2 separate regions of the Homo sapiens genome follow, and region 1 is linked to region 2. A link is an interaction called in ENCODE POLR2A ChIA-PET data of the cell type or tissue named here. Cell type or tissue: OCI-LY7. All regions are shown on one strand. Each heading gives the region's core, and the rest is flanking DNA. Links, peaks and the distances in the headings are about the cores only. Region 1 has its middle 10 kb from the start of DDX10. Region 2 overlaps NPAT (nuclear protein, coactivator of histone transcription).

The links. Peaks named below come from ENCODE experiments on the same cell type or tissue, not always from the same donor. Only the 100,000 strongest peaks of a DNase experiment are listed, where the experiment ranks them.
Region 1: POLR2A ChIA-PET joins it to region 2 with 6 read pairs; 3 of 35 experiments call an interaction of 5 or more read pairs at or near these places.

The regions. Positions count from the first base shown.
Region 1 is chr11:108,652,314-108,657,701 of GRCh38, reverse strand. No RefSeq gene overlaps it. Among named protein-coding and RNA genes, the nearest start is that of DDX10, 10 kb to the left of the region's middle. In OCI-LY7, for the core only: CTCF peaks have their summits at 2,277 and 2,484 (motif pointing right); a DNase peak (open chromatin) is centred at 2,521; H3K27ac peaks cover 633 bases.
Region 2 is chr11:108,158,651-108,164,038 of GRCh38, reverse strand. It overlaps NPAT (nuclear protein, coactivator of histone transcription), which reads left to right. Exons shown (of 18, transcript NM_002519.3): 16 at 1,859-1,919; 17 at 2,025-3,159; 18 at 5,020-5,388. The coding sequence ends at 5,097. Among named protein-coding and RNA genes, the nearest start is that of ACAT1, 40 kb to the right of the region's middle. In OCI-LY7, for the core only: a CTCF peak has its summit at 2,794; a DNase peak (open chromatin) is centred at 2,868; H3K4me3 peaks cover 2,136 bases; H3K27ac peaks cover 3,536 bases.

The DNA.
Region 1 (5,388 bases), core at 164-5,163, 490 kb before region 2:
TTGATATTTTTTATTTTTGTTTTTAGAACACTGTGTGTAGTAGTTGCCTATATAATAAGTCCTTTATATGATGCTCTTATACTCCTTTTTCCTTGAGTCAGTGATACCCCTTGATTTCCATTTATTATCACTATGGAAATCCATGAGTTTATTTTCTCTTTCATTTGCATTGTCAGAGCATATTGCATTTATGCTTTATTCTTCCATGCTTACTCCACTTTGTTTAGACTTAGATCTAAAATTACATTTAATGCTCATTCTTCAACTGCCAAAGTTTTCCACATCACCTCTTGGTTCCAAGGAACTTACAGGTGCAATATTCGCTGAGGTCCTGCATGCTTTAAATTGTTTTTCAATAGCCTCAAGTTGTAAAGTTTTTAGTTTTCACTTTTTTCCCTTGAGTTTCTTTTAAAGGGTTGTTCCACTGTTGTCTTGTTTAGTGTGTTGTTGCCAAGCTGTCTGATGCCAATCTAATTTTCTTTCTTTCATAATGACCTTAATTGTTTTGAATGAAAAATCAGATTATTTTTTCTCCCTTTTTTAGTAAATCAAATCATTTTACTAAATTATGTTTTAGAGTTAATTGTTTATGGGTCAATTCTCCCAGGCACACAGTGGACCTCTTCAGTAATAGTTTTTTGCTTTTGTTTTTTTGTTTTTGAGATTGAGTCTTGCTCTGTCGCCCAGGCTGGAGTGAAGTGGTGCGATCTCAGCTCACTGCAACCTCCGCTTCCCAGGTTCAAGCAATTCTCCCGTCTCAGCCTCCCAAGTAGCTGGGACTACAGGCACCCACCACCAGGCCCAGCTAATTTTTCTATTTTTAGTAGAGACAGATTTCACCATGTTGGCCAAGCTGGCCTGGATCTACTGACCTCACATGATCTGCCCACCTCAGCCTCCCAAAGTGTTGGGATTACAGGTGTGAGCCACCGCACCCAGCCAGTTCTTTGTTTAAGTTTGTCTGCTCTCTGCATTGTAACTGCCTTTCTACATTGCCAATAAAGTTAAATACTGTTTAATTTTAAGAGAGTCCACAAGATCAGAATAACTTGGCCTAAAGATGCTAAAAGGTGAACCCATCCATGTCCTCTTGTTACGTAAAAATGGCAAATAACTATTTGTAAATCAATTCAACTGTATATTTGACTTTTTTTAAGTTGGAAAAGAAATTAATACAACAAGATATATGTTTATTCAAATAGTGAAATTACCTTTGTTTCCTTATACCTTATTAATATAATCAGTCTGAAGTCATTGTTAGGATACAACACCTCTATACAATTTTTGAAGTTGCAGCTTTGGTTGGTTCCATCTCCTTTTACTCATATCCTCTAAAACTTGGCGGGGCCAGCATGCAGCCACCTTGATTCCAGAATGCATCCTGTCAAACCTTTAAACAACAAAAATATATTTACCTAATTGGCTAGTACACATAAATTAAAAGGCCACGAGGTTTAAGCTTGCCACAACTGTTGTGTTGCTAACTACCCAGGAGTCATGAATCAATTAGTTTGTCTATGCATGTGTTTGTTCATTCATTTATGTATAACTTTTTTCCTTTATTTATCTAATTGTCTTGTACTAGACATTCTTAAGCCTCAAGAATACAAAAATGAAGAAAAAAACTGTCCTTGCCTCAAGAAATTTATAATCAAGCATGATGGCCTCCAAAGTTAGTTGCACGAGAATCACATAGAAAGCTTTTAAAAAATAGTGCTTCCTGAGCTTTAGCCAAAAATATTCCTATTCTATAAGTATGAAACAGAAACCAGGCAATTCTGTTTCATAGGGACCTCTGGTCTAGTAAATTACAATTAATCATAATAATTGAAGCTGATTATAATCAGTTCAAGTTGAATACCACCAAAATTAAACCATAATAAAACTATGAAAATTAACATACAAAGGGAAAATAGTAATAAATAAAGTTTCCATATGCTGTTGATTTTTTTGTTGTTGTTGTTGTTGTTTGAGATAGGGCCTCGCCCAGGCTGGAGTGCAGTGAAACAATCAGGGCTCACTGCAGCCTTGAACTCCTGGGCTCAAGCCATCCTCCTGCCTCAGTCCCCTGAGTAGCTGGGACCACAGGCACATGCCACCACGCCTGGCTACTTTTTTATATTTTTAGTTGAGACAGAGTTTTGCCATGTTGCCCAGGCTGATCTCGAACTCCTGGACTCAGGCGATCTGCCTGCCTCAGCCTCCCAAAGTTCTGGGATTACAGGTGTGAGCCACTGCACCCTGCCTGCCCTTGATTCATATTTGAACCATAGATATTAATAAGACGCTTAACAAAACCATCTCAACTCATCAATGTTATCAATAAAAATTACTGTGGCTATCACACATAAGGATTCTCATACTGTGGTTCACTAGTAAAAATACTTGAAGACTCATGCCCTAATCACTTGTCTGAGATAAACTTAATTTCTGCCACTATTTTCACTTAGTGAGAAATTGGAACTTCCAGATAGTTATTTTTGGTCTATCATGGGCCAGCAGGTGGCAGGGTAGGATTAAGTGCTAGTTTTCCCTTGGGAGTGGACTGAATTTGGCCTGGGTTTTTATAGTCACTCAGCAATTTGGTGTACTGGTAAGTTTGTCTGTCTTATTAAAACATTGAGTTTCTAGGACATGCTTTATTTACAATCAGTACTCCCAAAATTCTATTTTTAATTCATTCTTCCAACGCTTCTTTTTAATTAACAGGAAGTAATTGCTAATATTTATTGAGCACCTAGTAAGTGCTATTTCTAACTTCATTACATACATTCTTTCTAAACCTCACACAACTCATTTTCCGGATGAGAAAACTGAAGGCAAGAAAGATTAAATGATACGCCCAGGGTCATATGTGACTTAATACTTGATATCATTGGTATTCTCTCCCAGTTTGTGGCACCACAAAACATAATTTTGATTTATTTCATCATGGAAAGACTTCCAACTCTCCTGTTCTAAAAAGAATTAGTATCTTCATAAATAGCAGTTTGTCATGTACTGGGGCCAACCTTACTGAGTTCAGTTATTCAAGTTAACCTTGAATCTAATTGTTCACTACCTATGTACAATTTCCATATATTTCTATGTTTTACATAGTGTTAAAGCAAACTAAATATGGCCTGAGAAGGACTCTGTATTTCTATATTTGAGTCCTTATGGACAAACTGTAACCTAGTTTAATAGGCAGACAAGATCGAAAATCTAATTTAGGAGTATGCACCTGTAACAATAGCTGAGTCTTGGCCAATCCCAGTGGCCATACTTCAACCACTCATAGACTCCTAAGTGTTCAAACTGTGTTCAAATAAGGCAAACGCCAACCTATAACCAATTCAGCTGTTTCTGTGCCTCACTTCTGATTTCTGTATGTCACTTCCCTTTTTTTAATCTATAAATTTTTTCTGACCACGAGGCATCCCTGGAGTCTCTCTGAATCTGCTGTGATTCTAGGGTCTGCCCAACTTGCGTATATATACCACATTTTCTTTATCTGTTCATCTACTGATGGACACTTAAGTTGATTCCATATCTTGGTTATTTTGAATAGTGTTGCAAATAAACACAGAAGTGTAGATATCTCTTTGATATACTGATTTCCTTTCTTTTAGATACACACACAGCAGTGAGATTGCTGGATCATATGGTAGCTCCATTTTTGTTTTTTGAGGAACCTCCTGCTGTTCTCCACAGTGCCTGTACTACATTCCCACCAATAGTGTTTAAGTGTTCCCCTTTCTCCACATCTTTGCCAGCATTCATTATTGCCTGTCTTTTGGATAAAAGCCATCTTAACTGGGTGAGGTGATATCACATTGTGGTTTTAAATTTGCATTTCTCTGATGATCGATGACATTGAGCATTTTTCATACACCCATATACCTGTTGGCCATTCATATGTCTTCTTTAGAGAAATGTCTGTTCAGATCTTTTGCCCATTTTCCAATCAGATTATTTGATTATTTACTGTCGAGTTATTTGAGCTCCTTAGATATTCTGATTATTAATCTCTTGTCAAATGGGTAATTTGCAAATATTTTTTCAATTCCATGGGTTGTCTCTTCATTTTGTTGATTGTTTTCTTTGCTGTACAGAAGCTTTTTAGCTTGATGTGATCTCATCTGTCCATTTTTGCTTTGGTTGCCTGTGGTCTTTGAGGTATTTTGGTCTTTGAGGTCTTACTCAAAAAATCTTTGCCCAGACCAATATCCTGAAGTGTTTACCCAATATTTTCTTCTAGTAGCTTCATAGTTTCAGATCTTACATTTAAGTTTTGAATCCACTTTGATTTGCTTTTGTATATGGCAAGAGATCAGGGTCTAGTTTCATTTTTCTGCTTGTGGATATCCAGTTTTCCCAGAACCATTTATTAAAGAGACTGTCCCTTCTCCGATGCATGTTCTTGGTATCTTTGTCAGAAATGAGTTCACTGTAAATGCACGAATTTATTTCAGGGTTCTCTATTCTGTCCCATTGATCTATGTGTCTGTTTTGATGCCAGTACTATGCTGTTTTGGTTACTATAGCTTTGTAGTATAATCTGAAGTCAGGTAATGTGATGTCTCCAGTTCTGTTCATTTTGCTCAGGATTGCTTTGACCATTCTGAGTCTTTTATGGTTCCATATGAGTTTTAGGATTATTTTTTCTATTTCTGTGAAGAATGTCATTAATATTTTCATAGGGATTGCATTGAATGTCTAGATTTCTTTGGGTAGTATGGATATTTTAACAATATTAATTCTTCCGATCCATGAACATGGATATCTTTTCATTTTTTTGAGTCCTCTGTATTTCATCATTTTGTTTTCTTTTGTTTTTGTGGGGTTTTTTTGTTTTGTTTTGAGACAGAGTCTCGCTCTGTTACCCAGGCTGGAGTGCAATGGCATGATCTCAGCTCACTGCAACCTCCACCTCCCAGGTGCAAGCAATTCTCCTGCCTCAGACTCCCAAGTAGCTGGGAATACATGCACCCGCCACCACTAATTTTTTGTATTTTTAGTAGAGATGGGGCTTCACCGTGTTGACCAGGCTGGTCTCGAACTCCTGACCTTAGGTGATCCACCTGCCTCAGCCTTCCAAAGTGCTGGGATTACAAGCATGAGCCACCACACCGGGCCTCATCAATGTTTTATAGTTTCATTGTAGACAGCTTTCATTTCCTTGGTTAAGTTATTTCCTAGGTATTGTATATTCTTTGTAGGTGTTGTAAATGGGATTACTTTCTTGGTTTCTTTTTCATATTGTTCACTGTTGACATACAGAAATACTACTGATTTTTCTATGTTGATCTTTTATCCTGCAACCTTACTGAATTAATCAGTTCTAATAGTTTTTTTGGTAGAGTCTTTAGATTTTTCTAAATATAAGATAATATCACTTGCAAACAA
Region 2 (5,388 bases), core at 298-5,297:
TCCTTCATTCTTTCTAAGGTTAATGCAGTCTACATGTGCTCCAGTTTCTTATCTTCTATATATGTTTCAACTTTTCCTGTTTGGCTTCTCTCCCTGGCTATAAACATAGGTTTGTCCCACCTGCTGACTTTTTATGTTAATCTCTTAACCTCTCTTAATCTTCCATTTCTTCATTCAAATTACTGTCTTTTCTCATGCATCTACTGAAACTGTCTACACTAGAGTCACCAGTGGCCTCCTAATATTGCATTATGCATTGAAACTTTTCCATTCTTACCTTACTTTGCTTTCTCTATAACTGTTGATACTATGGTGGCTTCTGGAGCCATAACTAAACTATTCTCCACCCTTGCTAATTTTGTGTAACTCAAGGCCTTCAAACTACATATTTCTCACCTCTCTTCCTCAAAGACTTCTTCTGCCTAGTGTTTTTCCCCTTGGTTAATGTCACAATTTATTTTTTTCCTTTACTTTTGGAAATGTACATGCCCATTATTGTCTCTCAGACCCTCATCATCTCTTACCTGGAATATAGCCATCTACATAGAGTTTCTACTTCCAGTTTTCTGTCTTCTCAGTTCCATCTTCCACATTATTGCCAGATCTTCCAAAGACATAAACCTATTCATGCATCTTCCCTATTTAACACCCTTAAAGGGGCCGGGCATGGTGGCTCACTCCTGTAATCCCAGCACTTTGGGAAGCCGAGGAGGGTAGATCACCTGAGGTCAAGAGTTTTGAGACTGGCCTGGCTGACGTAGTGAAACCCCTTCTCTACTAAAAATACAAAAATTAGCCAGGCGTGGCAGCGTGCACCTGTAATCCCAGCTACTCGGGAGGCTGAGGCACTAGAATTGCTTGAACCCAGGAGGTGGAGGTTGCAGTGAGCCAAGATCATGCCATTGCACTCCAGCCTGGGCAATAGAGCGAGACTCCGTCTCAAAAATAAATAAATAAATAAATAAATAAATAAATAAATCTCTTAAAGGATTGCCTCTGAAACCTTTTGCATAATATGTAAGTTTCTTCATAATCTCATCTTTGCTCTTCTTTCTAGTTTTGATATCTTGCTGCTCTCCCACATAAATGCTGAAGCTCGTGGAAATTAAAATATGGCTATTAGAACTCCAGAGCATGTGCTCTGAGTGACATAGGCTTGTAAACATGATAGGTACCGGGACAGAATTTTAAAATAGATATAATCTGTTGTTTTCTTTAAGTGACTACCTGGATGTAAGTAGTACATTATGTGCTATATTGAGCATTGTAATTTGTAGATCCAAAGACTGGATTTATAATATTTGCCTGAACCGGGCGCGGTGGTTCACGCCTATAATCCAGCCTTTTGGGAGGCCCAGGTGGGCAGATCACTTGAGGCCAGGAGTTTGAAACTAGCCTGGCCAACATGGCGAAACCCCATCTCTACTAAAAATACAAAAAATTAGCTGAGCATGGTTGGGGGCGCCTGTAATCCCAGCTACTCGGGAGGCTGAGGCAGGAGAATTGCTTGAACCTAGGAGGCAGAGGTTGCAGTGAGCCGAGATCATGCCACTGCGCTCCAGCCTGGGTGATAGAGCATGACTCTGTCTCAGAAAAACAGACAAACATAATATTTGCCTGAAGTTGATGCATGTCATTTATTCCATATCTGGATTTCCTCTGTAGCAGTGGGGAAATAGCCATCTTGTACTTATTTCAAAGCTGCTTTTTAAAAGCTGCTTTGTCAACGTGTTCTATTTGTGTGTACATTAGCTACCATTTAAAATTTTTTCTCATGATATGTGATAATTGTCATCTGTTCTATCCTCTTTCAGAGGAGTATATTCTTTTTCTCAGGAATGTTCATTTATAATTTCAGGAAAACAAGTAAATAATTTGGTGGATTCGTCAGGTCATTCAGTTGGATGTCATGCACAAAAGTGAGTATAAAGTAGTTTCTATCATAGATTGTTTGAATGCTCAGATTTAAAACATAAAGGATTTCTTTATGCTGCTAGAAATAGTTTTGTTTTGTTTTGTTTTAGAACTGAAGTTTCTGACAAAAGTATTGCCACAGATCTTGGGAAAAAATCAGAAGAAACCACAGTTCCCTTCCCAGAAGAGAGTATAGTTCCAGCTGCTAAACCATGCCACAGACGTGTACTCTGTTTCGACAGCACTACTGCTCCTGTGGCAAATACGCAGGGGCCAAACCATAAGATGGTGTCCCAAAACAAAGAAAGGAATGCAGTCTCTTTTCCTAATCTTGACTCACCCAATGTGTCCTCCACCTTAAAACCCCCTTCTAATAATGCTATCAAAAGAGAGAAAGAGAAGCCTCCTCTGCCTAAGATTTTATCTAAATCGGAAAGTGCCATTAGCCGGCATACCACCATAAGAGAAACTCAATCAGAAAAGAAAGTTTCACCAACAGAAATTGTGCTTGAATCTTTCCATAAAGCAACAGCTAATAAGGAGAATGAATTATGCAGCGATGTAGAAAGACAGAAAAATCCAGAAAATTCAAAACTATCTATTGGGCAGCAAAATGGGGGTTTGCGAAGTGAGAAATCTATAGCTTCACTGCAAGAAATGACCAAAAAACAAGGCACATCTTCAAACAATAAAAATGTACTTTCAGTAGGTACAGCTGTGAAGGATCTAAAACAAGAACAAACTAAATCCGCCAGTTCTTTGATTACCACAGAAATGTTACAGGATATACAGAGGCACAGCTCAGTAAGTAGGCTTGCTGATAGTAGTGATTTACCTGTGCCCCGGACACCTGGCTCAGGGGCAGGGGAAAAACATAAAGAAGAACCTATAGATATTATCAAGGCCCCCTCTAGTAGGCGTTTCAGTGAAGACAGTAGTACATCAAAAGTAATGGTCCCTCCTGTCACCCCAGACTTGCCTGCCTGCAGCCCTGCCAGTGAAACAGGAAGTGAAAACAGTGTAAATATGGCTGCCCACACATTAATGATTCTCTCCAGGGCAGCCATTTCTAGGACTACTTCAGCAACTCCTCTGAAAGATAACACACAACAGTTTAGAGCATCTTCAAGGAGCACCACAAAAAAGCGGAAAATTGAGGAATTAGATGAACGTGAGCGAAACTCTCGTCCTTCTAGTAAAAATCTTACAAATTCATCAATACCAATGAAAAAGAAGAAAATTAAGGCAAGTTTGAAAGTTTTAATTTCAAAACCACACCTTTTTTTTCCGCTTTAGTGATTAGCGAATTCAGCAGTTCTTGCCACAACAACTTGACTGAACGTTATGGCTAAGACAGCTTTTAGTTTTCATTGACAAAATACATAACCATGATCACAGGACCAATAAGCAGTAGATGCAGGATTCAAACTCAGACTTGTAGGGCAACAAAGCAGTCCAGCAGTGTTAGTGTAGTACGCACAAGGTGTCTAGGTGAAACAGCATTTTCAGGAAAAACTGCTGAGGCATTTGTTTATAAACATCTTTCCGGGGGAAAAGAAAAAGTTTTTCTTTCTTTCTTGGTAGAACTCAAGTTTTTTCATGAGCGTGACATAGTCATGAAAGATTGGGAAACAATATTAAACACTATTGTGTAGAACTACCAAGTAATAAATGACTTTGTTCTTAGATGTTCAGTTTTTTTTTTCCCCCACGTCTTGTAATCTCTTCCATAGGCCCTTAAAAATGTTAGCATATTAGAGCAGTGGAAAAATCAAATTTACGTATGTTTTTCCATTTTTTTGAGAGAGGGTTTCACTCTCGTTGCCCAGGCTGGAGTGCAATGGTACGATCTTGGCTCACTGCAGCCTCCGCCTTCCAGGCTGAAGTGATTCTCCTACCTCAGCTTCCCAAGTAGCTGGGACTACAGGCATGCGCCACTGCATCTGGCTAATATTTTTTCCTTTTTTTTTTTTTTTTGAGACAGAGTCTTGCGCTGTTACCCACTAGAGTACGGTGGCGTGATCTTGCCTCACTGCAACTTCCGCCTCCTGAGTTCAAGCAATTCCCTGCCTCAGCCCCCTGAGTAGCTGGGATTACAGGTGTCTGCCACCACACCCAGCTAATTTTTGTATGTTTAGTAGAGATGGGGTTTCACCGTGTTGGCCAGGCTAGTCTTGAACTCCTGACCTTGTGATCCACCCACCTCGGACTCCCAGAATGCTGGGATTACAGGCATGAGCCACCACGCCTGGTCATTTTTTCTGGTTTTTTTTTTTTATAGAGACAGTCTTTTGCCATGTTGCCCAGGCTGGTCTTGAAGTCCTGAGCTCAAGTGATCTGCGCACCTTGGCCTCCCAAAGTGCTGGGATTACAAGCATGAGCCACTGCGCCTGGCCTTATGTTTTTTATTTAAGCATGGTTGTCTCTAGGAAGGCAGTGCAGGGATAGCATTGATAAATGAAATCCATTTATTTTCGATTTGGTTAGCTGTTTAGTAAGTGGATTGAATAGAAAGAAAGTGCTTAAAATATCATAGAGGAAGTATGGTATCAGGGAAATAATTTAGGCTTTGTTGCCCTACAAGTCTGGGTTTGAATCCTGCATCTACTGCTTATTGGTCCTGTGATCATGGTTAAGTCTGTAGCCTTTCTGAGTCTCAGCCTCATCACTTGACATGATATTACCAGGTATCTTAGGTTGTGAAGTCTAAATGTAGTATACATAAAGTATCTAGTGTATATTAAGTTTTGGAACTGATAAGTACCTGTAACCCTAAACATCTGTTAGTAAAGCTTTCTAAGCAGTAATAACCACCTAACATAGAAAGCATGTTCTATCTTGTCTCATTCAACATTCAGACACTCTGGATTTGTATCATGTCTTTTGCCATAAACTAACATTCAGGTGCCATTGAAGTATATTTAAGTAACTTTGGGTTTATAAAACTTGTCTCTACTTCTCTATAGAAGTAAAATTCTAATAGACTAAAAAAGTTTGACAATTTTAGTAGTATGTGAAAGAACCCAATATACTGTTTTAGGTGACTTACTAAGAAAGCATTTTGGCCTTGTTTTGAGTTTATTTTTTCTTTCTCTTTTTCAACAGAAAAAGAAGCTTCCCAGTTCATTTCCAGCAGGAATGGATGTAGACAAATTTTTGTTATCATTGCATTATGATGAGTAAACATTCTGGACACATAAGAACAGTAGGTGTTAAAAACTCATATCCCTTAAACTGAGTGTAGGGAATGGGATATTGACAGAATCTGAAAGCATGACCTGCACTTTCATTGTACTGAAACTTCACTTTATATCTAAATCATGCTGTTTCTGAAACAGCTTCCTAGTTTGTAAATAGACTTACTTGGTATATTTTTATTTTGGGAAAAACGTTTGCAGAAATGTAAGTAAAGCCAATCTGCAAAACTGTATAGCTTTGACAATTCCATATTGTAAATACTGTGTAAATCTTGTT